2 separate regions of the Homo sapiens genome follow, and region 1 is linked to region 2. A link is a loop called in an ENCODE intact Hi-C map of the cell type or tissue named here. Cell type or tissue: heart left ventricle. All regions are shown on one strand. Each heading gives the region's core, and the rest is flanking DNA. Links, peaks and the distances in the headings are about the cores only.

Region 1 (16,610 bases), core at 5,879-13,878, 61 kb after region 2:
GAGAGCCACCGAATGGCTGACTGATCCCAGGACCCATCAGGCTCACCCACCCCATCAGAGCCAGTGTTGAGGGCCGGGCCCTGCCCACCTGCTGTGGAGCCTCTTGAGAAGTGCAAGGGGCTGAACCCACCTTCGCCTCTCCCCGTTTTGGCCTCCATGGGGCGAGCATTTCTGCGGCTAGAGCAAGTCCAGGAGAGGCAGCAGCTGCGCTCCAAGCTGACTCCAGGTCTGTCTGTTATTCACATAACCATCAGGGACCTGGACAGCCAGGGACGTGGCCTCTCTTGGAGTGGAAGAGATCGCAGTCCCTCAGGACAGACCAATGGGGTGGTTAGAATGTGCTCCCCATGGCTCCGGAATTTGTCGGAATAGGACATTCATTAAATAATCTTAGGACCTCTGTGTACTGGAGGCTGCCACACCACTCTCAGGTTTACTTCTCACCCTTAATTCTGTGCAGCTATATTGTTCAACCGGGCTCATCAGAATTCCTCCACGAGGTTAAATTACATGATGTAAACTTGCAACACACAGTGTGCCCTAAATTTTAACATCAGTGTGCTCCTGTTATCCAATCTCTGGGGAGAAATTAAGTCTTAAAGGCTAACCATTGCAAGTTCAGGACCAAAGATGATGACAGTCAAAGGAATTCAAGTCTGGAGCCAAAATTTCTTACTCCTGTTAAATTTCAAATATACGAAAGCTCACAATTTGTCCTTAGCTGTTGCTGCGGCTCCCTCTCAGCCGGACAGGTGCCTGGGTCTCACTGACACCATCGCAGCTCCTTCAGGGCCTAAAAGTCCTGCCCATTAAACACCGTATTTTGGACAGCCAAATTCAGGAGGCCTCCAAGCTTCTCCCTGAATCAGCCCACGACATCTAGGAAACATATCATCCCCAGGCCCGGGAGCAGTCACTCCAGAGATCCTCTCCCCGGAGCCCATCCCTCCTGCTACACAAGGTCACCGGAGGGCCTTGGCGTCATTCTAAGTGAAGGTGGCAAACGGAGTTTTCGTGGTTCTGCCCTCAGAGATGTGACAGTTTGGAATCCAGAGCCTGTCACTTGAAATCCACCTGGGAGAAATCCCTCAGCAAGCCGGCAGGTCTGACTCGGCTCATTTTCCATTTCTAGGGAAAGAAAAATCCTTAGGGCCTCGTAGGCATTTTTTGTGTTCTGTGCCACAGTGGCTGCCATGCCTGCTCTTGTTAGGAGATGTCATGTGTGCTCTGCGTGTGTGCACGCACTTTGTGTGTGTGTGTGTGTGTGAGAGAGAAACGTAGAGAGTGCTGGCTGCGTGTGTTCACATTTGACTTTCCAGACTTGGGAATGCTGCTGGCCCGAAGGCAGTCGCTCAGCTCCACGTTTGTCTTACCTGGGGTCACCTCCTGGGTTCTGGAGCTGGGGGTTCTGTGAGTGCTGTTTCCACGTCACTGGGGCCTCCCGAGGGCTGACACCCTTGCTGTGTGCCCTGTCACCCTTCCTCCACCTGCGGATTCTGTGAACTCTGTGGCCGCGTCCCCTCACAGCACAGGGAGGCCTGCCTGGTTGACCACCTCGAGGAACCTCTCTGTACTGGAGGCTGCCACACCACTCTCTGGTTTACTTCTCACCCTTAATTCTGTGCTTGAACCGTTTTCCAGTCCTGAGCCTATGGAAAAGGAGTATCAGTATCAAGCCCAGATCAGTCTTTCGACTTCCCTCCTGGGCTCTGAATGCCGGGTGCCACGTGGACAGCTGCCCGTGTAGACCTGCCCCGCTGCCACGCAAAGCAGCACCTCCCTCCTGCCAGGTGGTGCCTGCAGACCCCTGCCCCCTCAGGCGCACAGGCAGCAGATCATCCCCCACTGTCGGAAAGGCTGCCCTGATGCTGCCTGCTACGAGCCAGCACCTGCCTGGTGGCCCGAGCCCACTTGGTGAGCTGCAGTTGCCTGTGCCCAGCACCTCCTGTTTGGACCAAGACTGCATTACCTGTGCCCTTACTGAGGCCAGTGGCCTGCCTGGCTTCCCCTAGCTGAGACTCATGGGGCCATCCCCAGTGTCACTCCCTGAGGGCAGAGCTGCCACAGGCAGTCATCTCCCAGTGCTGGCCGGGCCAGAGGCCCTGTGTGCTCACTAAAGAGTTGGAAGCGTAGGCCAGAACCCACAGGAGCCCCAGGCACAGTGCCCGTTGTTTCGCTGCCTCCCGATTCTCCTTTCTCCACGGGTGGTTCATGGATTAGCAACCTTAGTTCCACCTGCAACCCTGGTTCCCCTTGCCATGTAAGGCCACACATCCACAGGTTACAGGGAGTGGAACCTTGGCATCTTTGGGGCTGGTTATTATTCTGCCTTCCACATTCACTGCTGTTGGGTATAGATTTAAGTCTGTTAACCACGAGTCTGGTTGAAACCCTCCTTCTGAAAATGCCCCCGACCACCGGCTGAGGCCCAAAGGGCAGCCTCCATAGGGAATGCCCTTCCCTTGTTGATGGGAGCTGCCTCTTCATGTTCCTGCTGTGGGATGAGGCAGCACCCCCTAGTGTCATGTGTGTGCTCCCTTAGGTGGTGACAGCAGGAGTAATGGACCTGTCACTGCCCCGGTACCTGCTGTGTCTTGAAATCTCTTCCACATTCCACTTGTTTGTTTCCCTGAGTCCTAGAAGGCAGTGTTATTACTCTCATGTTATTGGTAATGAAACGGAAGCCCAGAGAGGTTATGTTACTTGCCAAGGTCACACAGCTCCTGAGTCCTAGAGCTGGGGCCCCATTCCTGGGCTGTTTGACTTGAAACTGCCCAGGCCCCCTTCCCTTTGATGCTATGCAGACCTTCCTATGTTAGTGTCTGAACTTCACCTGAGTTCACCCAACTATATCTCTGAGAGTAAAGTCACATGTCCACTGTTTTCACCCATGCAGTGACTGTGTCATTAGCATTTGGACTGTGGCCACGATGATGGTGCTGTCAGCACCGGGCACCTTTGCCGTTGGTTCCCGGCAGGGCTGAGTGCTTAGGGTCCAGGTGGCCAGCGAGGTGGTCAGTTCCCACAGACGGTTCTGGTCAATGAGCTATGCCCATGGATGCCTGTTTTTCAATTTAGATGTAAGTGTCTTACATTTACAAATAGAAATGTACCATTCAGTGTTCCCTGAGATGCACGTGCTTATCACCTGACATCGGGAAATACTGGCCTTTCCCTTCTCAAAATAGCAGTCAGCGGCGCTGTGCTGTGCAGGGTGCATCCACTTGTGTGTTTCTCGAGATAAAATCTCTGTTTGTGAATTCGTCCTATTATAAAGCTGTTCACTTTATCCCAGCTGCCTTTTTCCCTTTTGGAAAGTTTGTTTTATTTTATATGCATATGATTCACATTATTCTTTTTTCCTTAGGACAACTACACCTTTGCCCAACCTGGGATTCAAATGAAAGTGAAAATGTTAGAAGAACTCGTGAGCCGGATTGATGGTAAGCCAGCTTCCCGCGCAGCCCCTCTCTGTGGGCGGGGGGAGGTGGCCCTCAGCCCTCGGTGGGACAGGGAGCTGTCCTCATCCGCCGGCAGCATCCTGGCCTGCTCAGGATCCCTCATGGGCATCCTTCTGAGACAGCTGCTGGTGCGTGAGCTGCTCTTATTTCTTCTTATTAAGGGGATATCATCAGAATTCAGTACATTCACTTTGCAGGACAGTAGTGAGTGTGCACCCAAAGCAGGCAGTGCTCACTCCTTATTAAGCCTGGTGATTGTCATAATCTAGGTGACGGATGGTTGTTTATGGTGGTCCTTCGGTACTCTGTTCCCTGCCTCTGTGCATCATTTTTCTATCAAGGATGCTAGAATAATTTCTCCATGGAATCTAACTAATTACTGAGTCTGGAAATAACATCTTTAATATTATAGAAAAATTATAGTATGTGCTCAGGCAATTTTAGATTGTGCTTTCATGTTTAAGTGGGGGCTTTGAAATACTTTTTGCCTTCATCTTTAAAATAATCCCCCCTGCGATGTGCTGACTGTCATATTACAATAGCAGAGTTTAATTAAATGGAAGCTGAGAGATAATGCTTGCCCGTTCCAGGCATATTCTCCTGATAGTTTGTTAAATTAATGAACAGAGCATTAACTAAGTGATGCCAAGCAGAACCGGGCATGTATTTGTGATACCAGCTGGTCAGTGATGAGGTGTGGAAAAGAGACATGCTCTTTCACAAAGAGTCCCATGCGCGCTTGGCAAATTATTTCACAGAATGTGGAGACAAATTGCACTTTGTTGGAAACTTAGCCCTGGCCACGTGCCTTGCAGGGCCCTGCCCGCTGAGCGTTGCCGGTCACTGTGCCTTTTCCCCTCCCTGCGCCTTTAGCACAGAAGGCCGTAACAGCAGTCTTCACGGGAAGGGCGCTCGGTTTGGGAAACTGCTGAGTGATATTCTAAAATGGACTCCTACAAATTACAAACTCCATTTTGTTCCTTGATTGAATCTGATTTTTAACTCTGTGTCTCATGGTGATTACCTAATTTCCATATTATGAAGTTGTCTGCAGTTCTTCTGATAATACTTTCAGTGTTACGTTTAGCTGCTTTTCAACCCATCATCTGTTAAAAATACCGTTTTTGCCTCCGTCAGTGCGTTCATGTGCGCTCACCGCACGCTCCACCGCGCGGTCTTGTTTGGGTGCGGCTGGGTTCTTTTCCCTGCCAGCACTTTCACAAGCATTCCCCAGCCTCACTGAGTTCTCTGAAGTATGATTTGCAGTAGATGTGAATTACACGTTCCTCTGAAGTATGATTTGCAGTAGATGTGAATTACACGTTCTGAGCAGGTTCCTCCTTTTCCGCTTGTGTCCCTTGGAAGGCGTATTTCGTGTTTTCGTGGAGGTTAGAAAGTTGTGGTTAGTGCTCGTTTGTTCCGGTGCTGCAGTTTGGGAAATACTTGAATTGATTTTCTCTGGTGCTGTGGTTCAGAAAGAAGCACATTGCGGATTCGCTGGATGATTGTTTAAGAGAGCAGCAGCGATAACCAAAGGAACCCCAACGAAATCTGTACTTTTTAGTAAATCATATTTTTATTTTCAGCGCAGTCTCTGAGTAGGCCATTTTCATATGGCAATTTTTTGTTTAAAGGATCAGTGCTTCACAACAGAGAAAGATGTGTGTTGCCGTTGAGAGGTTAAACTGTCTAACTTGTTCCTGTTCTTCTAATGAAACCTTAAGGAATTTCTATCATGGCCTCATAATAAGAATACCCAGGCTGCTAAAGCAGTAAATAGACAGAATTTCTCGCGTTTGAGCTCTCAGACTGGTGGGCGCCATCATCCCTGAGCAAACTTGGGAGAAGCATCTGCAGGTCTCGGCCACGTGAAGCTCCCCCTCACCTGTTTCATCACTTGCCTCCTAGAGAAAGGATTTGTGGGTTGGAACTTTTTGCAGGGATTGTAAAGATTTTATTAAGGGCAGAGGATATTCTAGGAAGAAAAAATTGCTTAAAGAAAAAAAAAGCTTCTCAGGCCGGGCGCGGTGGCTCACGCCTGTAATCCCAGCACCTTGGGAGGCCGAGGCAGGCGGATCACGAGGTCAGGAGATCGAGACCATCCTGGTTAACATGGTGAAACCCTGTCTCTACTAAAAATACAAAATATTAGCCGGGCGTGGTGGCAGGCGCCTGGAGTCCCAGCTGCTTGGGAGGCTGAGTCAGAAGACTGGCGTGAACCCGGGAGGCGGAGCTCGCAGTGAGCCGAGATCGTGCCACTGCACTCCAGCCTGGGTGACAGAGCGAGACTCCATCTCAAAAACAAAAACCAAGCCTCTCCCTCTTTTCTGCGTTTTAGGAGAAGGACAGCATTTATTTCAGAAAATTTTGATAATTCAGTGAAGGAAAACATCTTCATGGACTCGTTGATTAAGAATGGAGAGGTTTTGAGGGCATTGCCCAGATGGGAATAGTTCAGAAAAGAGCCGAATTGCTCTGCAAAGTCAAGCGGAAGTTTCAGCAGTGGTGGCGCGAGGATAAGGGCTCATCAGGAGCGAGCAGAGAGCTGGAGGAGGGGGAGGTCTTGGGGATGGAGGGAAGCCTGGTGAGGGGTGAGAGGGCAGATCGGAAGAGGGGCTGCATCACTCTTGTTTTCTTGTGGTAAGGAGTTGTGAAAGAATCTCTCAAAAGCACTTCTGAGTAGTTTCTTCCTATCTTGAGTAGTACTGTGACCCTTCTTTGTCATCCCTAAACCTTTAGTAAAAGTCTGCCGTGGAGACACGAAGGTGCTGAGAATGAAGAGAGAGGGCTGTGTCTGTAATGGAAGCCGCGTGGAAAGGAGGATGGGCGGCAGCCTTCGAGGGTGTGTGCTGGGCAGGGAGTAAAGCGACAGGCAAGCCCGCAGATGGGGAACTCCCTGGGAAGCCCCCTGTATCCTTCGGGACAGACATTGTATGAGTTCCCACAGAATCAGAGAGGGTGACTGGAGCCACTGAATTTGGAGTGAAAGAAAAAGGTGAGAGTAGGAGGAACGTGCGTTTTCAGTCGTGGCAGGCTAGATAATTTCAACCACATTTCCCACTGGATAAGACCTTTTTGTTTTTTTAAATTAAGCCAACAAAGCAAAAAGAAAAAAAAAAAAGGAAAGAAAAATAAATGTCTTAAAAGCATTGAATTGCTATCTACAAAATAAGGACTTCCTGGGCCAGAGTGAAGCTAGGACCTGGCTAGGTATGCCCAGCTCTAAAGCCACCAGTGTTCTGGGTGTGTGTTTCCTGATGCAGAAGAAAAATCATCCCAAAGCTGGTTGTGGTTTGGGCGCCTCATGTAGTGCCTGCATCCAACCCGATTAGTCAGGATAGGGATCTGAGAAATGCCCATACAGTTTGTGAGACCCAGAATAGTGACACGTGAGGGCAAAGTGGACGTGATACTCCCTCATAAAATCTAGGTTCCAACCTGAGAGGATCAGGGTTGTTTGAACCTCAGTTATGATGATTCTATACTGGAGTTCCCCAGAATGCTAGTGAGAAGCAAAACAAAATCTTGTCTGGAGGAAGTTACAACTGAAATTGTATTTTTTTCTTTCTTTCTTTTTTTTTTTTTTTTTTTAATAACTCCAAACACCTTTTTCAAATAAAGTGACCCACACACATGAACCCGGGAGGCGGAGGTTGCAGTGAGCCGAGATCGCGCCATTGTACTCCCGCCCGGGCAACAAGAGTGAAACTCTATCTCAAAAAAGAAAAAAAAAAAAAAAAAAAGTTGGGTGATGTTTTTGTGACCAGAAATATGCCATTGAAACTTACCTCTTGTTTCTGTCAATCACCCTGTGGTAAAATTGGTTTCATTATATGTCGTTTTGCTTCAGGTCAGCTTCTGAGAACCTGTGGATGATTGTAAGTGGGTATTTGGTGGCTAGTGCTGCCGAGCTCCACAGGCACCAGCCTAGAAAGGACTTCAGAGATAAGAGCATAAATCTGGAGTTTTAACCCAAATTTAATTCTTTTATATAATCTTTTGGAATATTTTAAGGGCTTGGCATTTTTCTTCAGGAAGAATAATTTTTCTGAAAAATTCTCGAAACAAGGCTCATGGCTAAGTGGAATTAAATAACTAAAAGTTAAATATAAGTCTTAAAGTTTATTTTGTTTTATGTTAGAATAGGGCATGTGTCCAGCAACTCCACAAAAAATAGAATTAGGATGTCGCCTAATCTGTATTATCCTGCCTTGTGTTACTTAAAATTTAATAAGCATTTGTAGGCTCAAAGAGGGTATGCTGTTCTTTCTAAAATTATCTAGCTAATGTGTTCTCAATATTTCTATTAATTGTCAATCTGTTCCCTACTTAGCAAAGGATTTTGTATATAAAATCAACAGTTCGCACCAATTATTTAGTAATTTACTGCTGTAATAATAAATGTACCTTTACTCTCCAACTGATAGAATTTCAGCGTATAAAGCACACGATGAGATTTCCACTCCGTATTACATCGAGAACGCTTACACCTACTTGAAATTCCACATTTTTGCAGTGAATCCTAATGACGTCCCCTGTACATTTTGTTTTTACATCTGTCACGTCTGATGTTAACCTCTGAAATCACATGATCCCTGTTTGTCCCCAAGATAGAATGGCCAGAGGAGTGGGCTTCAGCCCTAGCCTTTCCAAAGGCTGGAGTCAGAGCCCCTCTGTGTGAATTCTGGGGCCAGCCCCACCTGGTACTCAGTGTCATGCATCTTTTGTGACATAGATGACGTCTGTATAAATGAGATATTTGCTACATTTTTTGATTAAAAAAACCATAGAGAACTTTTTTCAGTATTTTAAAAGAATATTTGAAACCTCAGCAGATGTGTCCATTTGATTATGTCCATTCTTGATTTTTTCAGATTTAAGAGTAGATCATAAACAACTGCATTTCAGATCAGAGAATTGTCCCATTGGGGGTGACACTGGCACTAAAAGGGAGGCTCTTGGATTGTTTCTGGTGCCACAGTGGTGGTGCCAGGGCACCGTTGGATGAGGGGAGTGGGAAGAGCTGTTCCCTGGGGCCCCGGTTCTGGTGGGCTCCACCCTCACGTTGTTCTGAGGGGACTTAAGGCTGGGAGGCCCTCATGGGTCAGGAGGAGCTGCTGGCAAAACCTGATAGTTGCTAAGCTGATCTGAACTTAGCTTGCAAGGAGCAGCAGCCCAGAGGCCTTCCCAGCAACAGCATCGAAGCTGTCGCCAGGGCCGCCTAGGGGATGTAGGATGGGCCACAGCCATGTGCCTTCTGAGTTTTCTCCTGCAAACTGTGCCTTTGCCTCTCTTTAGTAAAAAATGGAAACAACTGCATCTCTCTACCTTCTAACCCCACGGAACCTCCAAGGGCTAGGGGCGCCAAACTGAGCAAATAAAAATAGAGAACGTCTAGTTAAACTTCAATTTCATATAAACAGTGAACAATTTTTTAATATAAGTATGCCCTGAGCAGTGTTTGGCACACACTGAAATTCAGAGTTCACTGATTCTTCTGTATTTATCTGGTAATCCTCCAGGGGTGAGTTCTGAGTGGGGTGAAGTGGAATTCAGACCCAGGCTTGAGCTCTAGGTTACCCTTTGCTCCCCGAGGTTACAGATGACAAGAATGTGGCCTTAAATGTAATGTGTTATTTGAAATTAAAGTATACGCACACACACCCTACACACACATGCCTGTACACACATACCCTACGCACACATGCCTGTACACACGCACCCTACGCACACATGCCTGTACACACGCACCCTACGCACACATGCCTGTACACACACACCCGCCAGATACATATACACACACCCTACACACACATGCCTGTATACACACACCCTACGCACACATGCCTGTATACACACACCCTACGCACACATGCCTCTATACACACACCCACCAGATACATATACACACACCTACAGATGCACCCCTGTATACACACACACCCCTACACACATGCCTGTATACACACACCCTACACACATGCCTGTATACACACACTCTACACACACATGCCTGTACACACACACCGTACACACACATGCCTATACACACACACCCTACACACACATGCCTGTACACACCCTACGCACACATGCCTGTACGCACACACCCTACGCACACATGCCTGTATACACACACCCACCAGATACATATACACACACCCTACACACGCATGCCTGTATACACACACCCTACGCACGCATGCCTGTATACACACACCCTACGCACGCATGCCTGTATACACACCCTACGCACACATGCCTGTATACACACACCCTACGCACGCATGCCTGTATACACACACCTACAGATGCACCCCTATATACACACACCCCTACACACATGCCTGTATACACACACACCCTCATATACACACACCCCTTCACAGATGCCTATACACACATCTGCTATATACACATACACACTCCTATACACACACCCCTGCACACATGCCTATATATATACTCCTCATACATACACACACCCCTACACACACCCCTATATACACGCATCTGCCATATACACATATACACACACTCCTATACACACACCCCTGCACACAATCCTCATACATACACAACCCCTCATACACACACCCCTATATACATGCGTCTGCCACATACACATATACATACACTCCTATATACACACACCCCTGCACACAACCCTTATACATACACACATGCCTGTATACACACCCAGCCCTACACATACCCCTATATACACACTCCTGCCATATACACATACACACCCTGCACACATGCCTATACACACACACTACTTCACATATGCCTATACACACACCTGCCATATACACAGGCAGGCTCCTGTACACACACCCCTGCACATGTGCCTGTATACACAGATACCCCTCATGCATACACACCTGCCATATACACATACACACCTCTGTATACACACTCAGATGCCTATATACACACACACCTACACACATGCCTATATACACACATACCCCTCATACATACACACACCTGCCATATACACATACACACACCTACATACACATCTCTATATACACACTCAGATGCCTATATACACACACACTCCTACACAAATGCCTGTACACACACCTGCCATGTATAGATACACCCACACTACTGTACATACACACACCCCTGTATAAGTGCCTATATACACACACCCCTATATATACATACCTGCCATATACACATACACCTACATACATATCCCTATATACACATACCCTTACATCTGTACACACCTGTCATATATGCATACACATACATGCCTTTATACACACACATCCCTATACATATAGACAGGCCTATACACACCCACCATATACACACACCTGCCACATACATATACATGCATGCCTGTATACATACACACCTTTGTATTCACACACTCTTACACACGTGTCTATACACAAACACATGCCTGTATATACACATACCACTATACACACGTGCCTATACACACCTGCTATATATCCACACCCCTCATATATACACACATGCCTATACACAGAAACACCACTATACACACACCCCCTACACACATGCCTATACACATATACACTCACTCCTGTATACAGGTACCCCCTACACACATGCCTATACACCTACACCCCTCATATATACACACACCTCCACACATGTCTGTACACACATACCCCTATGCACGCACCAATACACATATATACACATACCCCTATAACACACACCCTTATACACACATGCCTATACACCCACCATATACACACGCATACCTACACACACCTAGACATACCTACCTGCCTGCCTGTAACACACACCTTCCCATATTCACACATACCCTCCTACACACATATGCATATAAACATACACGCAAACCTATACACACACACACCTCTGTATACTCACATACCCCCTACAAACATGCCTGTACACACACACACACACCCACACACACACCCATATACATATACACATACACACCTACACAGATACACCTACATGCCTATATACACACATCCTCATATACATGTACACTCCCGTATACACACACACACCTACACACATATCCAATATACACACACAGCCTTATATACACACTCTCCATATACACACCCCCCATACACATACACAGCTACACACAGATGCCTATACAGACACCCCCATATACACACACACCTCCTACACACATCTATACACAGACACACACCCATATGCACACACACACACCCTTATATATACACACCCCTACACATGCCTATACACACACCTACACACAGTCCCGTATACACAGGTGCCTATACATGCACAAACACACCCCTATACACATGCCTTTACACACACACACATGTATTTAGACACACCCACTTTAGATATGTTTAATCTCATTGGCATGGTCACTGTGTTTGAGGCTATTTATGTTTCCATATTCTTGGGGAATGTGTTGTTGCTGGTCGCACATTTCCGTCGCTTGATGTGTCAGAGGAGGGTCACCCTGTCTCCTCCAGGAGAGGTTATTGTTGGTGGCCAAGGACTTCGATTGAGCTATAAATAAACTTTTCTCATTTGACTTTTCACAGTGCAGGCATCGCAGTGAGGCTGCTTACCCAGTGATTGCTTTGAAGTGAAGCTGCCCTTCATTAGTTTTGGTCAATTTCTGGCCCATTTCTGCCATCTTATTATTCTCTGAAAGGCTGGCTTAGGACTTCTTGACTGATCTGGTGAATGTATTCACAATCGGGTGGAGGTTGACCGCCCTGTAGTTGGCTGGATCTTGGCGGTGACCCCGGGTGGTGAGACCTTAGGCTGTGAGCCTGCGTCCACAGCACATCTTCTGTGGCCGTCTCAGGCCACCCAGGCCGGATGGCGGCCACCCAGGATGGTGGCCCCGTTGATCTGACCCTGTAGGAGCTGCTGACTTCTGCCTTTCAGCTCCTTAATCAGCTTTGCGTTTTCTCCCCCCGCTCTAGTGGCGGTTGCACCCCAGACCCTCCAGTCCTCGTTCTCCAGCCCTAGGCCATGTGACACCACAGCCAGGACTCTCAGGCCTCTGCCTTGGCGCTTCCTTTGTTCCTGACTGTTCCTTTGTCTAAAACCCTTTCTTGCCCTTCTGCCGCCTTCCCTGACAGGCTGCTTTTCATTTGTGCCCAACCACACCAGTTCTTGGTGCTGCTCAGAGGTAGGAGGAAGTATTGCTGGGTTGAGCCAAGGGTGAGTAGCATGAAACAAGTGTCACACAGGAGCTTGGGCTTCAGAGAGCTTGGAGCTGGGGACAATAACGCATAAGCAGGAAACAGCCAGATGCCAGCCCAAGAAGGACTCTGTGCCATGTGCTCGATGGTGCGGTACACCTGCTGGGAGGGGTCTGCAGGTGGCCCCTTCTTCAGGCCAGAGACAAAAAGGCGCTATCAGAATCCCAGAAAAATGTCACTGTCACATTGACCTCGACCCAGGGGTCCCAAAGCTCCTGGGTCCCTGAAGAGTTTTCTTCTGTGATGTTCCTCCTGGTTTGGGGCCATCATGAGTACTTCTGAATTGGGTTGGTAGTGTGCCACAGCTGGCTCGCTGTGCCTAGGGCACTGGGCAGGCACAGAACATGTGTCCTGCACCTCTGCAGAGCGTCTCCAGCAGGGTGGCCTGGGAACCACGCAGATGAAAAGGCAGCTGCTTCCGACAGTGACTGATAAGTGTCACAGAGCTACAGGTGCATTGTAAGAGCACATGGGAGAGGCAGAGGAGCCCTTGGGAAGGCTTTCCTGCCCCAGAGATAAAATGGCTTGTGTTTGCTTGGACCCATAATAACATACCACAGGCTGGTGGCTTAAAGCACAGTTTACTTTATCATGGTTTTGGATGCCACAAGTCCAAGATGATGGTTCTAGCTGCTTTGGTTTCTGGTGAGGGCTGTCCCCTAGGGTTGGGTTGCAAAAGGCTGCCTTCTTGCTCACATGTAGATATAGCCCTTCCTGGGTGGGTGCCTGTGGGGGTAGCGGTGGTGGGGAGGGGTGGCAGTGGGAGAGAGAGCAAGCAGGAGCTCTCTGCCATCTCTTATAGGGACACTAATCCTGTGGGATCAGGGTCCCACCCTCACAATCGCATTTAATCTTAATCACTTCCTTAGAAGCCCCATCTCCAGATACAGCCACACTGTGTGTTAGGGCTTCAACATAGCAATTTTGGGGAAACACTAACATTCAGCTTGGAAGTGTGGGGTTTAGACCAAGATACAGTTCATGGAAGAAATGATCATCATTATCATTCATTAGCAGGAAGCATGACTCTTGTCTTGGGCAGGTGGAGCAGAAGAATCAAGTTTCAAATATTTCACATTTTCCAAATCAAAATAATGCCATGAGGGAAGGAAGAGGGGACTCTTCATTTCTCTTTGAAATCGAGTCTTTGAAGCTTTATAATCAAGGGCACCAAAAAACACCAGCAAATTTGGATTTTGTCCATTGAAATGGCCGTTAAGGACTTACTCCAGAATGCTGGTTCATGATAGATGGCTATTGACGAAATGAGATCCTTCCAATGTTTGTTATGTTTGTTCTGTGTGGAGCTCTCAGTGTGCTGTGGGTTGAGGATGTGAGCATCTTGGGGTCAGGTGCCCTTTTCTCAGCCCTCTCCATTCATTTTCTAGCCTGGAGGGAGCAGATGCAGATAGCTGTGGGTGTGGCCTTGATAACTGGCACTTGCCAACTCTCCCCAGGTGTAGAGTTCCCTCATAGAGTTGGCCTGGAGACCCTGCCTGGGACCTGAACCAGGACAGGGCCTTCTCACACCTCCCTTGGATCCACATTTCAGGACCAGTCTTTGTGGAGGCTGATTTGTAAGGCAGCCTCTGTGTCCAGTGTATCTGCCCACCTGCTGTGCAGAGCATCCTAACCCTGACCTGGTCCGTATCTGCAGGAAGGATAGGACAACGATGGGCTGCAGCAAGGGGCAAGGCTGCATCTGGAAGGCAGCCTGTCCCTGCCCAGGGTGCTTCCTGATGATCTCAGGGCGGCCAGTGCTGGCCCCTTGGAGTGAGGCCTGGGTACAGGCATTGAGAGAGGCAGGAGAGCCTTCTGTCCCTTCTTCCAGGTAGAGCAAACAAGCTGGTGCCTGTAAACTGGTAGAAACCTCAGGAACAGGCTGACCTCCCACCGGGAAGTTAGAAGGAAATTAGTTCCCTATGTTTTGGTGGCTGAGTGACAGCGAAAATGCCAGGCCAGGAGCAACAATGGGAGATTTTGGTTTGGGGACTAGTTTGTGGGTTAGAGGAGGAAAGGACTTATTAGAAATAATTCTCGAACATTTCTGGCTTATTCTAATCTACTCTTCAGCTCTGTGGAGTAACAGCTTGGAGTTTGGAAGCTGGCAGAATTGGGTTGACTTTCTGGCTGTGTTGTATACTGGAGGATTGGCTTTGTGAGGAATGTCCCCACTCTAGCCCTTGTTTCCCCATGCATGACGGGTCATGGGAGTAAAGTACTTACAGGAGTGCCTGGCACACTTAAGTCTCATGCAGTGTTAGTACCCATTATTGTCATTATCATCACCATCAGCATCATCATCACCATCATCATGATTGTCATCACCAGCATCATAAACACCATCATCACCACCATCATGTCATCATCACCATCATTATGTCATCACCACCATCATCATCACCATCACCATCATCATTTCATCACCATCACCATCATTTCCATCATCACCATCATTGTGTCATCACCACCATCATCATCACCATCACCATCATTTCTGTCATCACCATCGTCATCACTATCACCATCATTTCATCACCATCATCACCACCATCATCTTCACCATCACCATCATCATCATTGCCATCATCACCATCATTACGTCATCACCAGCATCATCATCACCATCACCATCATTCTGTCATCACCATCATCATTACTATCACCATCATTTCATCACCGTCATCATTACCATCATCACCATCATCATCACTATCACCAGCATCATTTCATCACCATCACCACCACCATCATCATCACTATCACCATCATTTCCTCACCATCATCACCATCAACAAACTGTACAGCAGGATGGGTCCATGGTGGGGCTGAGTGTTGGAAGTTTAGTCTGAAGGCCTCTGCTTCTCCCACGTTGGACCTTGTTGAGCTGCCAAGGGCCCTGTCCATGCCTGCTCCTGAGGCAGCCTCTTCTGTCCAGCCCCCAGGGAGGTTGGTTGGAGTGGAAGACACTGGCTGAGTCTGAGTCAGGGGCACCGAGGTGACAGTGGCCATTGTTATTAGTCATATCTTACACTTTCACCTATAAGGAAGAAAATGCCAACAAAACGCGGTACTGGAGAATGGTTCCACCTGTGTGGGAAACGGCTTTATGTACCTGAACATTTTCCCTTTCCTGTGTTTTTAATTCAGGTTAAATGTGATTTTAATCAAATTTCTCTGAAAGTTGTCTTGACTACCTCGTAAGGTTAAAATTGACTTATTCTTTTAAGATAGAATTCAGTTACAGCTAGGAAACTAGATTCAGCTTTATTACCACCCTGGTGGAAATATTTTTATTACCCCTACAAAGTAAGCAGCCGAGAAGCAGAGGATAAATCAGCAGCGCAGCCAGGCCGGGGAACAGGCAGCGTGGCTCCCTCCCCCTGGCTCTCGTCCTCATTAGGCTCCAGAAGGGCAGAGCTGAGCGTTTGAAATGATAGTGATATTTCATCTGAGACGTAAGGACATGACAATTGGCAAGGCACATGCGTAATTGCTGTTATGTGCGACCTAAGGTGTGTGTGGACTTTCTGGGAGGCGTGCTGTGTGTGCTGGCAAGGGCTGCATTCCTGTGCTCCTGGTTTCCTGGTTCAGGCAGAGTCTTGGTCCCCTTCTGCTTAGCAGGTCTTCACAGTTGAACATGGCTGTTTATTCTGTGACCCAGGTGACTCTGCTTATCATTGTCTGTTGGAATCATTTTGGTGAACCTGTCTGCAGCCTGGGTTCCAGGCTACCCCAGGCAGGAATTTGCTCTCTTGTTGGATGGATGTCCTGAGTTTCTTAAGTCAAGCTGATTTAATGTGCTTTCCATTGAAACTCTAAATGGATATTTTGTTGCATTTTTGGGAAGAGGGATGCATATAGAACAACAACAACAACAACAAATCAAAGAAATAGAAGTTTCATGTAAACCCAAAAA
Region 2 (16,610 bases), core at 5,543-13,542:
CCATCTTTATCTTCTCGAAAGGAAAAACAAAATGGCACAGGCAAGGCTTTTTGACCCAGTGAATGGGTGAGTTTGCAGACTTTTTATTTCTCATGATCCAAGTAAGGATTTGTAGTTTTCATGATCAAAATTAAATTTTCTCTTTGCAGATAACTAAGGAATCTACTTTACCTTGAAATTTTAAGTACCAGGGAAAAAGGACATGAGAGTTATGTGTTTATCAAAAGTGGAGACACTCAAGTGCGTAGCAGAAGGCACTGGGCTTTGGAGTCCTGGAAACCTCGGTTACATTCTCAGCCTTCGTGCTCTGGGGTGTGTGGTACGCGTGGGCACGCACCCTTTCTCAGTGCCGTAAACTCGGGCCAGTGGGAGTAGTGAGTATCTTGGAGGGTTGTTAGGAAAGTTAAAGACTCCAGTGTGCAGTTGGCTGTCAGCAAATTGCAGCTCCTTTCACTTGCCAGAGAGAGCAGGAGTCTCTCACCATCCCCCAAATCGTCTATACTACTCTTGGGGAAGACTCTTCTTTTTTAGGACTCACTTCATAAGACGGCAAGGACTCTGCCATTGCAGTCCCTTGGCAGTAGTGATGGAGTCCTGAGGGTGAGGCGCGTCCATGCTCTAGCCCGGGGACACGTCACCCACTTCCAGGAAGGGTCTGCTCTAAGTCTGTCTCCTCTCTGGTTCAGTGCAGGGCAATGCGTGCCGCCCCCGCTCAGCGTTGCCTCGAGTGTTGGTGTTACGCTGCTGGAGAGGGAGCAGCTCATGTGAAATATGGTCTGCCCACCCTTCGCCTGTCCAGGGGCCCTCCCTGGGCTCAGGGGCCATCAGCGTGTGGTGGCCACAGCGTTTTCACAAGGCCAGCTTGCCTGGTGAAGGGAGAGGGTGGGGAGGGGAGGTGAGTCTCCTTTAGAAAGCTGTTTGATATCATGGTTAGAGGTTTGGTGGTTTCAGTTAACTTGATTTTCTGTTCAATAGGGGCCTGGGTGTGCTGGGCTTCCTCTGAGTGTCTCATCATGCAGGTTTTCAGGGTGAGTCATCTGTGTGTCAGGCACAGCTGGTCACTGATATGACTCCCCAAGCAATGAAGGCATCAGTAGGTTTCGAAAGTGGCCTTAAGAAGGTACAAGTAATATTACCTCTGATGTCAGCCAAGCAGAGTAGAGTCCAACATTAGCACCTTCTCTCCTGTAGCTCACATTCAGAGGGCTGGGACGAAGCCCCTGTATTTCAGCAAATTAGAAACTTTGGTTGAACATTCAGGACTCTAAGTGATATCCTGGAGTACATGAGAAAAAATGGGAATTCTTGTTAAAAAGTGAGTCAAAAAAATTATAATCCTGAAGTTGCCTCTGGGTTACTGAGTTCGCACAGTGAATTCAGATGCACCCCCACTCCCCCGCAGCCCCTGTCACAAGGGCCGTATGGGCAGTTTGAAAATACAGTTAGAAACCATGAAGCTTCAGAAAGTTCTTGGAAAATGACCAGTCATTAAATGGATTCAAAGCTCGAAGTTTGGGTGACATTTCTCCCTGTGATTCCGTCTCGCCCCCCTCCTTTCCGAGTCTAGGAGTCTTGCAGCGGTCACTTCCCCAGGCGGCTCTGCTGCTGTGCTATGGGCCGTCTGTGGGCTGGAACCAGTTAGACTTCCTCCCTGTCCTTCTATCCCATTCTCTTCCTCAAAGATGCCCGTGTCTCTGTAGCCTTTGCTGTCGCGCTGTCTCCTGGGCCCTCCTCTGAACTCTGAACCCATGTCTCTGTAGCCTTTGCTGTTGTGCTGTCTCCTGGCCCCTCCTCTGAACTCTGACCCCGTGTCTCTGTAGCCTTTGCTGTCGCGCTGTCTCCTGGCCCCTCCTCTGAACTCTGAACCCATGACTCTGTAGCCTTTGCTGTTGTGCTGTCTCCTGGCCCCTCCTCTGAACTCTGAAGCGCTGTGCTTATGCAACTGTTTGCTGTCACTTGATCACTGTCAGCATTGGATTATTCTGTCCTCATCAGCTTTTGAGTTAATGCCAGGCTCTGAGTGCCTCATCCTCAGCACTGTTCCACCTTAGTGGAGAATTTATTAGGTGCCAGAGGGTGCCGGGCATGTGCTGGTCACCTTGACACTCATGGTTCTTTCCTTGAGTTGTCCCCTCACCTGTGATGGCTGTAGGGACTTGTTGCCTTTGCGCTGTGATTGGGTGAGGCCTGGGAGCCTCAGTGTGGTGGGTCCTCCTGGGGCCAGGCTCCTCGCGGTTCTGCACGCCCTCTTCCTGGGGCCAGGCTCCTCGCAGTTCTGCACGCCCTCGTCCTGGGGCCAGGCTCCTCGTGGTTCTGCATGCCCTCGTGGCTCCCCGCACAGCCTCCCTGCTGGGGAGCTTTCAGGATTCCTCCAGAAGCAACTCAGAATATACAGGCAGTGCCCCAAACAGTACATAGCACATCTCTTTAATGAACTGTGCCCGCTGGGGCCTGGGGCCAGGGCCGGCATTCCCATCCTCCTTTGATGATCTCCATTACCAAACAATTTTGGCGGACAGCCTGACAAGCGGAGCGTGAGACAGACTCATGGTAATTATGGATCTTTCTGTCGGATTCTGGACAAGGGCTGTCAGTTAACCGCTCAGGCTCTGCAATGGAGCCCTGAACAAAAGAATCAGGTGTGAACGGGAGCCTCACTCTGCGAGGACACACAGCCCAGTAGGGCAGAAAGTTATTCTTGAGTATTTACCAGGCTGGCAAGGAGCAGTATTTACCCTGCTCTTCGTAAGCCACACTGACCTAGTCTGCAGCAGTTTTAAAGTTTTTAACTCAAAGTAAAAACAAAACTACTCACCAAAAAGCAAACTCACAAAAATAAACGAATGAGACTAGTCTTGGGGACTGAAAATTGTTTCAAAATCTCTAAGTGTACAGCTGTTCTTGAGATTAATGTTTTCAGCTGACAGTCATCATGCTTGGCTTTTTTGTGGGGGGCAGTGACAGATAGGGTTCTTCTGTGGTCTCCTGAGGAGGGCCGCAGGGATTTGCATTCCGGCACAGGTATGCTCTGCGCTTTGCTTTTGTTTTGAAGAAAGGCATAATCTCGTGTCCATTTTAGGATGTTTGAACATTTCAAACTATTTTATAAGGATTGATGTTTTGTGATTTTTATCCTGTTCTTCAAAGAACAAGGAGAAAATCTTATTTTTAAAAAATAGAAGAAAATGCATTCTAGCCTGCAGTTACCACATGGACCCACCGCATCTGTGGGGAATCCAGGATATACAGTTCTGCGCCACATAATGACGTTTCTGTCAACACTGGATGGCGTATACCACAGAACTGTGTGCGAGCTGGAGAATTCCTCTCACCTGGTGACATCATGGCCATTGTAATGTCTTAGCAGCATGCATTAACCACGTGTTTGTGCTGATGCTGGTGTCAACAAACCTACTGCACTGCCGGTCTGTAAGAAATGCAGTTCATAATACTTGATCATGATAGTAAATGACTGTGTTACTGGTTTAAGTGCTTAGTATACTATAATCGTTATTTTAGAATGTAATACTTCTAAAAAAAAAGTTATTTAAAAAAAAAGTTAACTGTAAAACAGCCTCAGGCTGGTCTTTCAGGAGGTATCCAGAAGAAGGCATAGTTATCAGAGGAGACGATAGCTCCCTGTGTGCTGTTGTCCCTGAAGACCTTCCAGTGGGACAAGGTGTGGAGGTGGAATTAATGTGATATTGATGATCCTGTGATATGAATGATCCTGACCCTGTGTAGGCCTAGGCTAATGTGTGTGTTTGTATCTTAGCATTTAACAAAAAAGTTGAAAAAGTAAAAAAAAAAATTAAAGACAGAAAAAAGCTTATAGAATAAGAAAATGAAGAAAAAATAATTTTGGTACAGCTGTACAATGTATCTGAGTTTTAAACTAAGTATTATTATAAAAAAGTCAAGTTAAAAAGTTAATAAAGTAAAAAAGGTACATTAACTAAAGTTCATTTATTACTGATGAAGGAAATTAATAATAATAAATGTCGTGTGGCCTAAGTGCACAGTGCTCGTGAAGTCTCCAGCTGTGCACTGTAATGTCCCAGGCCTCGCAGCCACTCAGCACTCACTCACTGACTCACCCAGAGCAACTTCCAGTCCTGCACGCCCCACTCATGGTAAATGCCTTAGACAGGTGTACAGTTTTTTGTCTTCACTACTTTATCTGTAGTGTACCTTTTCTGTGTTTAGATATGTTTCGATACACAAAAACTGACCTTTGTGTTCATTTGCCCGCAGTATTCACTACAGTAACACGCTGCACAGGTTTGTGGCCCAGGAGCAACAGGCTATACCATATAGCCTAGGTGTGCAGTAGGCTTCGCTCTAGGTGTGTGTAAGTGCACTCTGTGATGTTAACGATGAAATAGACGAGTGATGCATTTCTCAGAATGTGTCCCTGTTAAGCAGTGCATGGCTGCATGATCACATCTTAATGGTATTTTTTTTTATCTTTATCTGGAAACATTTTGCTGTTTTCTCTTTCTTGATATTATTTTATCATTATTAATCAGTTATTTCTCTCTTTTTTTTTTTTTTGAGGTGGAGTCTTGCTCTGTTGCCCAGGCTGGAGTGCAGTGGCACAATCTCAGCTTACTGCATCCTCCACCTCCCGGGTTCAAGCAATTCTCCTGCCTCAGCCTGCAGGGTAGCTGGGATTACAGGCACCTGCCACCATGCCTGGCTAATTTTTGTATTTTTAGTAGAGATGGGGTTTCACCATGTTGGCCAGGCTGGTCTCGAACTCCCGACCTGAGGTGATCCCCCTGCCTCAGCCTCCCAAAATGCTGGGATTACAGGCGTGAGCCACCACAGCTGGCCAGTTATTTCTCACTATGGTAGAAATGGACTAAAATAATAGAATGGGAGAATAAGAGATGGCATCAAGAATCATGTGATAGTGGAATAAACCATATCTTTTATATGATCCTTGAATTTTCTTACTATGTTACCCATATGATTGCATTATCTTCCAAAAAGGTGTGAAAACAATCTGGAGACACCATTTTTGAAGTCTGTTTTTCTTTTAGCTTTCATTAAGCACAGAGAATTTAGAATTTTTTATTTTTCACTTGTAATAGCAATGACAGGAAAATTGGCAGAGGAAGACATTTCACCATTATTAAATGAATCAGAAGATGAATGCAGACAGATTGAGAGCAGCTCTCTAGATGCTAATGATGATGGTGAAATTGATCATATCAGCGAATTCGCAGACTGTGCACCTTCAGTGGAAGATAGCTTAGATGAATTTTCTTAAAATCAAGCATCAACGAGTGAATAGTATTCTAAGGATATGAAGGGAATATGGTTTCTCATCCAATTAGTCATTCAAAAGGATGGGCTTTATCACACAATATTTTATGACAAGAATGTGGACCATCCCCTTTTGTTAAACAGATAAGTGACAGTATTCTTTCATCTTTTAAGACGTTTATGGACCAAATTTGGTACACTTAGTAAATGGATAATTGCTAAAAGCAATCAAGAGATAATTGGAAGGAAATAGAGGCAGAGATGAAAATACCCATTGGCTTGGTCATTGTAATTGATGTTCATAAATCTAAAAAGGAAAATCTTCTCCCATTTTGGAGCATAGAAGATGACTGTCTTCGACAAAATTGTAAGCCATCAAAATTATCAAAGAGACTATGTTTTGACAATGAAAATATGGGAGAAATGACTAGAAGTAACGAGGAGCTAAAACCGATTAGAGATGCATTTGACATTTAGAATCACCGTTGCGTTTCAACAACATCAGTGCAAGAAGAACCCAAAGCAGTGACAAGAGGGGACCTATGAGAGAGGAATTGGAAAGCTGGCATCACTGCTTACAGATGTGACCCAGGCTCAGTCATGACAGTTGATGAGCAGTCGTTTGCATTCAAGGGATATTGCCCATTTTAGATCCACTATACAGGCATACTTTGGAAATATTCCAGATTTGGTTCCAGACAACTGCAAGAAAGGGAGTACTGCGAGAAAGTCACACAAATTTTTTGGTTTCCCAGTCCATATAAAAGTTATGTTTTGTACTATACTGTCATCTATTAAGTGTGCAATATATGTTTCAAACAGCAGCATACATACCATAATTTAAAATGCTTCCTTGCTAAAAAATGCTGACACAAAGACACAAAGCATGTACATGCTGTTGGGAAAATGGCACTGATGGACTTGCTCGACGGAGGGTCACTACAGACCTTCAGTTTGTAAAAAATGCAGGATCTGTGAAGCACAATAGAGCAAAGCACAATACAACAACGTGCATGAGTATATATATATACACACAGTCCACCCTTGAACAGCATGGAGGTTGGGGCACCAGCACACATATATATGTATATACACAGTCCACCCTTGAACAGCATGGGGACTGGGGCACTAGAATATATATATATATATGTATGTATGTATATATATACACACACACAGTCTACCCTTGAACAGCATGGGGACTGGGGCACTAGAATATATATATATGTATGTGTATGTATACACACACACACACATGCACACACACAGTCCACCCTTGAACAGCATGGAGGCTAGGGCACTAGCACACATATATATGTATATACACAGTCCACCCTTGAACAGCATGGGGACCGGGGCACTAGAATATATATATATATGTGTGTATGTATATACACACACACACAGTCCACCCTTGAACAGCATGGAGGCTGGGGCACTAGCACACATATATATGTACATATACAGTCCACCCTTGAACAGCATGGGGACCGGGGCACTAGAATATATATATATATATATGTATGTATGTATATATACCACACACACAGTCCACCCTTGAACAGCATGGAGGCTGGGGCACTAGCACACATGTATATGTATATACACAGTCCACCCTTGAACAGCATGGGGACTGAGGCACTAGAATATATATATATATGTATGTATGTATATATACACACATACACAGTCCACCCTTGAACAGCATGGAGGCTGGGGCACTAGCACACATATATATGTATATACATAGTCCACCCTTGAACAGCATGGGGACTGGGGCACTAGCATACACACACACACACACACACACACACACACACACACACAGTCCACCCTTGAACAGCATGGGGACTGGGACACTAGAATATATATATATGTATATATGTATACACACACACACACACACACACACACACAGTCCACCCTTGAACAGCATGGAAGCTGGGGCACTAGCACACATATATATGTATATACACAGTCTACCCTTGAACAGCATGGGGACTGGGGCACTACAATATATATATATATAGAATATATATACAGAATATATATACAGAATATATATACGGAATATATATACACAGAATATATATACGGAATATACACGGAATATATATACACGGAATATATATACGGAATATATATACACGGAATATATATACGGAATATATATACACGGAATATATATACGGAATATATATACACGGAATATATATACGGAATATATATACAGGGAATATATATACGGAATATATATACAGGGAATATATATACGGAATATATATACGCGGAATATATATACGGAATATATATACGCGGAATATATATACGGAATATATATACGCGGAATATATATACGGAATATATATACGCGGATTATATATGCGGAATATATATACGCGGAATGTATATACGGAATATATATATGCGGAATATATATATACGGAATATGTATACGGAATATATATAGAATATATAGAATATATATAGAATATATATAGAATATATAGAATAATAGAATATATGTATAGAATATGTATAGAATATATGTGTATAGAATATGTATAGAATATATGTATATAGAATATATGTATATGTATATGTATGTATGTATACACACACACACACACACACACACACACACACAGTCCACCCTTGAACAGCATGGGGCCTGGGGCACCAGCATACATATATATATATATATATTATATATATATATACACACAGTCCACCCTTGAACAGCACGGAGCCTGGGGCACTAGCATACGTATATAAATACACAGTCCACCCTTGAATAGCATGGGGGCTGGGGGCACCAGCATACATATATATACACACAGTCCACAGTCTTACAGGACTAGGCAGGCTGCCCGGCATGTGGTTCGTATTAGGTATCAGTGATGGAGCCAGCTTTGGTTTTTTTTGTTTTAACTTTGTATTGAGGTGCTTTTTCATTCTGAGCAGTAAATAGGAAAAAATCCTGTTCTGTATTTGGGTGAAAAGCTTAGCTTTATAAAGCTATCTTAATGACTTCACAAGGCCCCAAGCTTCACCACTCCTGTTGGTTTCTTTGGGGAAGTTTCAGTGACTTCCGTGGGTAATTAGACATGGCTACTCTGGTCACAGCGTTTCAGCTGCTTAGCTATGCCGCTAACGTCACGTGTCGAAGTTTTTACTTCAGTAATAAGAATTGTATAGTATTCAAGAAGGATTCAAACCGCGTTAATATTAAAGAGCTTTTCGGATCCAGAAAGTGCCTGCGAATCCCTTCTGAGTGTAATTTATACAGCACATGTCAATTAGGAAGAGGGCTGATGTGCGCTCGGCCACCAGTCCACGGAGGCCCCTCCAAGCCGGCTTCAGGAAGTGCCTCTTCCTGTAGCAGTCACGTCGCCAGGCCTCCCCGAGGGATCCTTGCTGAGAAATCAGGCTTTCTATTACTTTGCTGTTCTAAATAGACCTGTGTCCCAAATAGAAAGGAAAAATCAATTTAATTACTTATGAAACTTTTCCTTAAGGGTGAATGAATTAGGAGGAAAAGATGAAGTATCTGTATTTCAGGGCTTGACTAGGAGAGAAATTAATTTCAGTATGAAGATGAGGTGTGGGCCGGTTGGTGAAAGCAGAACATGCTTGCACACGGAGGTGCGTCACCCAGGACCGCAGGGTGGAGCAGCTTTGTGCTTCTGGGACCAAACGGGAAATGAGCTGGAGGACCCGTGGCAGCAGGAAAATGGCGTTGAACAGGAGCCAGAGGACTTCCGCAGGTGTCAGTGCAAAAGAATTATGAAGGAGGAGAGAGCTAATTGCAATTAATGTAATTATGAAGAGAGAAATGTCCTCCGAAGGGAGCTGCCCGCCTCACTTTTGGCTTATGCTCTCCTCCCAGCCTCCCCGCGGCATCCATCTCGGTGTAATTAATGAGCCTCCTCTCCCACTCAGAAGCCAGGAGGTGGTGGAGTTGGACTGGAGGCTGCCCAGCTGTCCTAGCCGGGGGCAGAAAGCAACCTTGTGTTTTTTCCGCACATGATAGACCTTTGCAATATGTCTGCTTTTGTAAGAACAGAATTTAAAACCCAAGGCAGACAAAGAATTTGTGTTTTAGCTGGTGAGGCTTTAAACGTTCAACCTTGAAGGCTGTAAGCACAGAGTAGCGGCATGGGCTGCTGGTCCGCCAGGACTGGAGCATCGGGGACTGTGCCTGGAAAGGGGAATAAACCCCTCCTCTCTCCTACTTGTGTATTCCGCCTGGTCCATCTGTCTGTCTCCCATTTAATGCGTATAATTCAGTGGTTTTTAGTGTCTTCACAGAATTGTGCAACAATTGCCACACTCTTGTTCCAAGACATTTCATCTCAAGATGAAACCCTGGTCCCTCCAGCAGCCACATGACCTTTCCTCAGCCCCTGGTGACCACTGATCTGCTTTTCGTCTGCATGGATTTGCCCTTTCTGACATTTCATGTTATATGTTCACAGCATCCTACGGCATGTGGCCTTTTTTGATTGGCTTCTTTCATTGACCGTAATGTTTTTGAGGTTCGCCGGTATTGTAGCACGCGTCAGTACTCCGGTCCTTTTTATGGCTGAATAATATTCCATATAGACCACGTCTTGTTTATCCATTCATCAATGGATGGACATTTGGGTTGTTTGCACTTCTGGCTATTATGAACAGTGCTGCTGTAAGCATTTAGTATAGTTTCTATGTGGGCATGATTTTATTTCTCTTGAGATATACCTAGGAGTGGAATTGCTGGTTCATATGGGAATTTTACCTTTTACCTTTGAAGAACTGTTTTCCAAAGTGCCTGCTCCATTTACCATCCCATCAGCAAAGGAGGAGGGTTGTGTTTCTCCACATCCCTGTCAGCACTTACTATTGTTTGTGTTTTTATTTTAGCCATCCTACTGGGTATAAAGTGGTAGCTTGTTGTGTTTCTGTTTGTATTTCCTGGATGATTACTAATGTGTTTATTTTTGTTTTGTTTTTTCTTCATCGGCAATTACATTTGATACTGATTGGATTCACTTAAAAATTTTTAAACTTTAAATCTATTTTACTTGCATTAAATTCTATGCATTCCTCTTTTTTTTGAGACGGAGTCTTGCTCCGTCTCCCAGGCTGGAGTGCAGTGGCGCAATCTTGGCTCACTGCAATCTCCGCCTCCCAGGTTCACGCCATTCTCCTGCCTCAGCCTCCCAAGTAGCTGGGACTACAGGCGCCCGCCACCATGCCCGGCTAATTTCTTGTATTTTTAGTAGAGATGGGGTTTCACCGTGTTAGCCAGGATGGTCTTGATCTCATGACCTTGTAATCTGCCCACCTTGGCCTCCCAAAGTGCTGGGATTATAGGCGTGAGCCACCGTGCCCAGCCTGTACTCCATTTTTTAAAAAATAAAACTTTTCATTCCATGCTCTTTGATCTATTATAACTTGAGTGGAATTGGTCTCACATTTTATACAATGAAGATACTTTTATTTTATCGTGATTACTCTTTTGCCTTTTTTGTTGGTTAGAGGAAAAAAGAATCCTTAAAGATGAGTGTGAAAATTTGATTTATTTTTTAATTCACAAAAGCTGAAAGTTGAACATGTAGATGATTTTTCTTTTAAGATAGATAATTAAATATGTATAGATTATCTCAATTTCTGTCATCTTGTGCCTGAGAGATTGAAGGAAAATCTGGAAATAAGAGGCAACCACTTCAAACTTTGCAACTTCATGCATTTAGCAACTGAGCCACTTCCAAATCTGTAGTTTGGTCATGACCTTAGTTCTTAAAAGTCAGAGTGGAATCCTCATCTTCTGGTCTCCTTGGATTTTCAGTTCAGTACCACAAACTTTTGAAAAACTACTGGTGGGTTTTTGAAATGCCAGATTGTGTGCCATGATCTTTGCTCTTAGGCAGTTTAAATTTCGGGAGGGATACATGGCAATTTATTGTATTCATTCACTCATTCATTCAGCGCTTATTGCTGGGGGCTGTAGAAACAGAGGTGATGAAAATTAGAAGGCCTGTTTGACCGTTGTGGTGGAGGCGGCAGCTGACGTTTATTTAGCACGTTGTTTCTGAAGCTTTTAAAGAACTTTCCTTGTTATTATGTCTTACTAATTCATGAAGATGATGCTGTTATCACCCCTGTTTTACAAGAGATTGAATAACTTGATCAAGGTCTCAGAGCTACTGAGGGTCTGAGCCAGGATCCTAACCCAGGCTGCAGCTGTGCTGACGGCATTTCTCGTTATGGGGAAAGGTGTGACCAACTAGCTGACATCAGAAGCCCCAGGGGGTTAAGGCTGTGTCCTGGGGTCTGCATTTGTCTCCCAGCCTCCGAGTCCTTCTGCCCTTTCCTCTGTGGGCCTGTACAGGAGCAGGGTTCCCCCCTGGTTACCCTCTGTCAGGGCACACACTTTGCTGATGCAATATTACCTGCCTCGTGCCTTCCTTGGGTTTGGTAGTATGATCCTTCTGTAGAGGCGGGTCGAGGCACAAAGAAGGAAATAACTCATCCACGGCCCACAGCTCAAAATAAATGGCAGTGAGCTTCATCCTGCTGACTAGTATTTTGTACCCTTTTCTTTAGAACTTACTTTTCTACTCAATGCTGCAGAACTGGGACCCCAAGTACTTTAGAATAATTTTTATCAGCGGCTGAAACAACAGTGACATTCTGTGTAATTCTCACTCTGGTTGGAAGAAGAGGTTTTAGGAGCCTTGTGATTCTGCACAGTATTGGCTCTTATCGTTTCTCCCTTAAAGGTGTGTGTACACAGCTTTCCAAAGGGAGGGAATGGAGTGTTGCTACCAGCTTCCTCCGTGTAGGTTCGTTTTCTCTTCCGGACGGGCCAGCATAAGCTTGTGCACCGTAGGAGCTGCTGGCCTCATCCAGCCGGTGTGACAGTACCCGCTTGGGCCTGTGTGGCTGAACTGAACCACGTTCCCATCCTTGGCTGCACAGAGGATGCTGTGTGGAATAGAGCTGGCCAGCACACACAGGCTTCTCCCACCAGGCTGTAAGAGGTTGCAGGAGAAAGGTGCCCCTGACGAGCAGAGGCCTTGGTGCTCCCTGCTCCCCCTTGTTCCTTCAGGAGGCTGGTGAGCCTCAGTGACTCTCCTTCTTGTCTAAAGGGTGGCACTGGGCTCACAAGCAAGTAGAAGCCTGAGGCCGGCCAGCCAGATGGAGAGTAGATAGAGCTGTAAGATCCAAGGGCACAGGTGGCCGCCTCACTGCCTCATCCACAGAAGCACTGAGTAGGTGCACAAGGAGGGCCTCTGGGACTGTGCTTGCGTGAGTCCCACGGCTGTGCGGGCACTGGGCTCCTGTTGATGACTGAGTTTCCCAGGCAGTTTTCATTTTGAGGTGAGTCTGTTTCATTCATTCAGTCACAGCATCCTCAGCTGCTGTTGCAGCAAGTCTGTGCTACCTGGAATGAGCCTGGGGCCCCTTCCTCTAGGTTGGTATTCAGACCAGCGTGCTTGACTGCATTAGGAAGTGCATTCTGAGCAAACCTCTAGAGGTTTCTTTGCAACCTGATAACACCTCCTCCTACTTGTATGTTGGCATTTTATGTCTCCAGTAGGTTTTAGGGAGAGATTTAAGCTGCTCCGTCTTTCTGGGATGTTTGTAGTACAGTCCAGTTGTATAATTTCAGTGGCCTGAATATTGAGCCGTGGCCTTCTCCAGGAGGAGCAAGTCTTCATCATAGGATTTGAGGCCGAGGGGTCTTTAGAGACTGCCAGGCCCAGCCTCCCCAGGCCACACCGTTATGTGGATGAGGTGATAGAGCTGTGTGCTGCCTCTCTGAAGAGTGCTGTGAATCGGTAGAAAGAAATGCTAATAGGTCCCCAGTTTGAATGGGGAAAACATTTGCTGTATCAGCTGATGGACCCTAAATCACCCACTTTCTGTGGGTTTTGTTGTTTGGACATGGTTCTTGGGTTCTTCTCAGTCGCTCTGTCTGGACCCAGATGTGTGAAGTCGAATGGCTAAGGGTGGTTGAAGTCAGGGTCATCCGAGTAGAGCCATTTGTTCTTAGTTAAAAAGGCCCAGGCCACATGGGGCTCAGTGACTTAGCGCTGCGCATTAAAGGTGGACGGTTGGACGTTTGAGACCCTTCAGTCCTCCACCGTCATCTAACAGGTGGGGCAATAAGGGCCTAGAACCTGCTGAACCTGCTGGTGGGACAGAGGCAGGTCTATAGCTGCCCCCTCCAGGCCACCACCATCTTCGTTGCGCTATTTCAAGGCCTCGTGGAAGCCATGGGCTGCTGCTCCCGCTTGTCTGTGTTGTGTTCGTCTGTGTTGCACGTCCTAGTTTCTTTCATACATTCCCTCTGGCCCTTGCAAGTGTGATCTCTCCCTCCTGTCTCCCTCCCTTTCTCCCTCCCTCTTCCTCCCTCACGCTGTTGCCAGGAGTGGGAGGTGGCAGAGACGCCTGCCCAAGGAACCTGGCCAGAGATATCATGAGGACTGCCTGGCTCTCCATATCAACCTGTTCAGTAGTCTGCCTGTTCTTTCTGAGGATTCTGTGGCCACCTTTCCATTCTGTTGCTAACTTTGGGGACCTGTTTGTTTAGCTCTTTCTCATCAAGAGAGATTCAGAAAAATTGCCAGGGCTTTTAGAATCCTGCCCTCACCTGATAAACTCGCCTTTTAATGCCAGCTGTGAATGAGAGAAGGACGCTCTTTGTACACTTGCATAAATGAGGTGCTCTGAGCTACGTTGGGTTGTCTAGGAAACATGCCTTTGGAGGGCGGCAAGGACGGAGGGCTGGGGTATTAGAGGCGAACAGGAGAGATTTGCAAAACAAAGCAAATAAAAACAAACCTGCATATCTTCAAATAAAACATTTTAGCTGAAAGAGAGAAAACAAGAAATCAAAGCCCCTTAAGCAGGAAAGATTTTCATTTTCATTTTCAGTCTTAAATTGACAAGTAAGATGGCATGCAGACCTTTTTCCCCTTTGTTCTACGCCAGAGCAAGACTTTGTTAAAGAAACAGTATTAGAGTTTCCCACCAACTCTTGACTGCTCACCATTTAAGAGTCATTTTTATACAGGGTCATGCCTTTGTAGTCAAGAGCCTACATTCTTGGTAATGCCCTTTGAGATTTTCCCACATGCTGGGTGCCCATGGGGGTAGAGTCTCCTCCACCAAAACCTTGGTTGCAGTCATGAGCTTTGCTCATCCCCCCACGGTGGGTTTCTCACTCCGGGTGTGTATTGGTCGATAACCCTTTGAGTCTCTGGAGTTGGTCTCTCTGTGTTCCGTGGCAATGGTTTGTGCTCAGCTTGGTTTGGGAAATCTTTGATGCAGCACAGAAGCTGTCTTCCCTCTTTGGTCTTTGTCCCCGTGGGGCAGAAGCTGCAATTTCTCAAGAAGAAAGAAATGATAGTTGCTGAAACGGAGCCTGCTCCTATTGTTAAGAGGCCCCGTGAGACAGGTAAAGACCGTGCCTTTCTCCACAGAATCAATTTCATCTTGTAAGCACGGCCAAACAGAAACATGCTACCGAAGTCAGAAAATCAGAAAATCAGAAAATCACCGGAGAGGCCCGTCACACACATTTACCTTATGCAGACTGAACACTATGTGCCGGGGGTGAGAGCCACACAGGTAGATCAGCCTGCTTCCAGGCACGGGAGTTCTGTCTGCCTTTCGCTGAGGAGCAGAAGCCCTGTGGGAAGCAGGAGTGGAGCGCCACTTCTGAGTGAGGGTCACTCATTTCATCTGATGTTGGGAAGAAATGACAGTCTGACCCAATGAGGGAGCACAAATTTGGGCTCCTAAAAGAGTCTTTGTTCAAGAGACTGATTGTGTCGCATTTTGCTTCTCTTCCATTTTTGAGTCCTGTCTTCACACCTGACCCTCAAAGAAGACGCAACATCAAGGTCCACCCGAATACCTGGAACCACCATGAGCATGACAACAGCCGGTCACACTCGTGTGGTTCAGGGAGTCAGAGGCTGTGAGTGCCAGAGGGAACCTCGGGATCATCTGAGTCATCCTCCCCATTCTCAGGGAAACCTATGCCAGAGAAAGAAGTTGGTTTTCCGAGGGCCCCATCTGTGATGGAGCTGAGCCTGACCCCGTCCCCCATGTCTGCTCTGATGCTCCCCTCCAGCCCTGCCTCCTGCCACAATGTTTGTGTGGGGCCTTGAAGAGGGCATGGCCTGCTTTAAATGTTCCCATGTAGATCTGGGGTATGTCTGGCAGTTATTCCTACTCGTTTGGTGATAGAGCAAATGGAGGCTTCAGATGGAAGCGTCTGAATGGATCTCTTGTTAGCAAATTTATATCATTTCATCCATCTGCCGACCAGGTATCTCTGCACGCAGGGAACTTTTATTCTTTTGGTGGGGAGAGAGAAATACTAAGTTGGATATTGGCAAGCACTAAGAAGCACTAAGAAGAAAGAACTGAGAAAGGAAAAGAAAGTGTTGCAGTCTTTAATGCTGGCTCAGCAAGGCCTCACTGAGCCGGTCAGCAGTGACGGGAGTGGTGAGCACCATGCGCAAGGGCAGGCAAGTGAGTGCGGAGACTTCCAGGGGGCCCTGAGGCCTGAGCCGAGGCTGCTGGGGCTGGAGCAGCCTGAGCAGGGGAGGGCTGTGCTCAGTGTCATCTGAGCAGCAATGACCCCCATGGGGCCTGGAGGCCAGTGGAGGGACATTGGTTAACGTGGGTTAACATGGCCTTTTTTGAAAAGGGTCGCCTTGGGAACGTACTGAGACTAGGTTGTAGGGAGAAGCTGGGTGGACTCCAGGAGACCAGTTAGGTCATTGTGCTAAGCCAAGTTGGAGTGATCGGTGGTGGCTTGGAGCAAGAGGGTGGTAATAGTGGCTGGATTTGACTCTGGTTTGAAAGTTGAGCTGATGAAAGGGTTTGCTTATGAATCAGAGGAACGAGTGAGAGGGTAGTTGAAGATGGCTCCAAGGTTTATGCCTCACTGGCAGGGAGGGTAGAGTTGCCATTCCTGAGTGGCTGGTAGGAGAGGTTCTGAGTTTGGAAGGATGGCAGGAGCTTAGTCTTGGATGGGTGCCGTTTGTGTGGCCTGTTGCACATCCTAATCATTCAACACTCTTAGTCAAAACCCCACGGGTCTTTACGTTGTCCTCCCAGGCAGTCGTTGATTTCTGCCCCCGTTTTGAGGTCCTTGTGTCCACTGTGGAATGCTGGACTGTCCTTTAGGGCCGATGGCTGGATGGAGGCTTTAGGGCCCACTGGTTCCCACTTTCCTGCCTGAGGTCAGAGCCAGCTGTCATCTCGGAGCTTCATGTTCTTCCTTTCCAGTGTGGACATGGCGATGTCTCATCAGGAAGTTGCAAGGAACAACA

Evidence for each region. A loop is a pair of places that touch in the nucleus more often than their neighbours do. Peaks named below come from ENCODE experiments on the same cell type or tissue, not always from the same donor. Only the 100,000 strongest peaks of a DNase experiment are listed, where the experiment ranks them.
Region 1: it touches region 2 in a loop (3-fold over the local background); 2 of 110 quality-filtered maps call a loop at or near these places.

Annotation. Positions count from the first base shown.
Region 1 is chr22:46,994,267-47,010,876 of GRCh38, forward strand. TBC1D22A (TBC1 domain family member 22A) reads left to right here. Exons shown (of 13, transcript NM_014346.5): 10 at 3,368-3,443. Among named protein-coding and RNA genes, the nearest start is that of TBC1D22A-AS1, 87 kb to the left of the region's middle. RefSeq lists enhancers at 5,209-5,710, 5,711-6,210, 7,111-7,300. In heart left ventricle, for the core only: no CTCF peak of the experiment used is centred there; no DNase peak of the experiment used is centred there.
Region 2 is chr22:46,934,050-46,950,659 of GRCh38, forward strand. All of the region lies in intron 8 of TBC1D22A (TBC1 domain family member 22A), which reads left to right. LOC105369161 (a long non-coding RNA gene) reads left to right here and starts at 7,867. Exons shown (of 2, transcript XR_938320.3): 1 at 7,867-16,610. RefSeq lists enhancers at 240-1,439, 1,806-2,371, 15,308-15,905, 15,906-16,501. In heart left ventricle, for the core only: no CTCF peak of the experiment used is centred there; DNase peaks (open chromatin) are centred at 8,642 and 8,968; H3K4me3 peaks cover 622 bases; H3K27ac peaks cover 2,143 bases.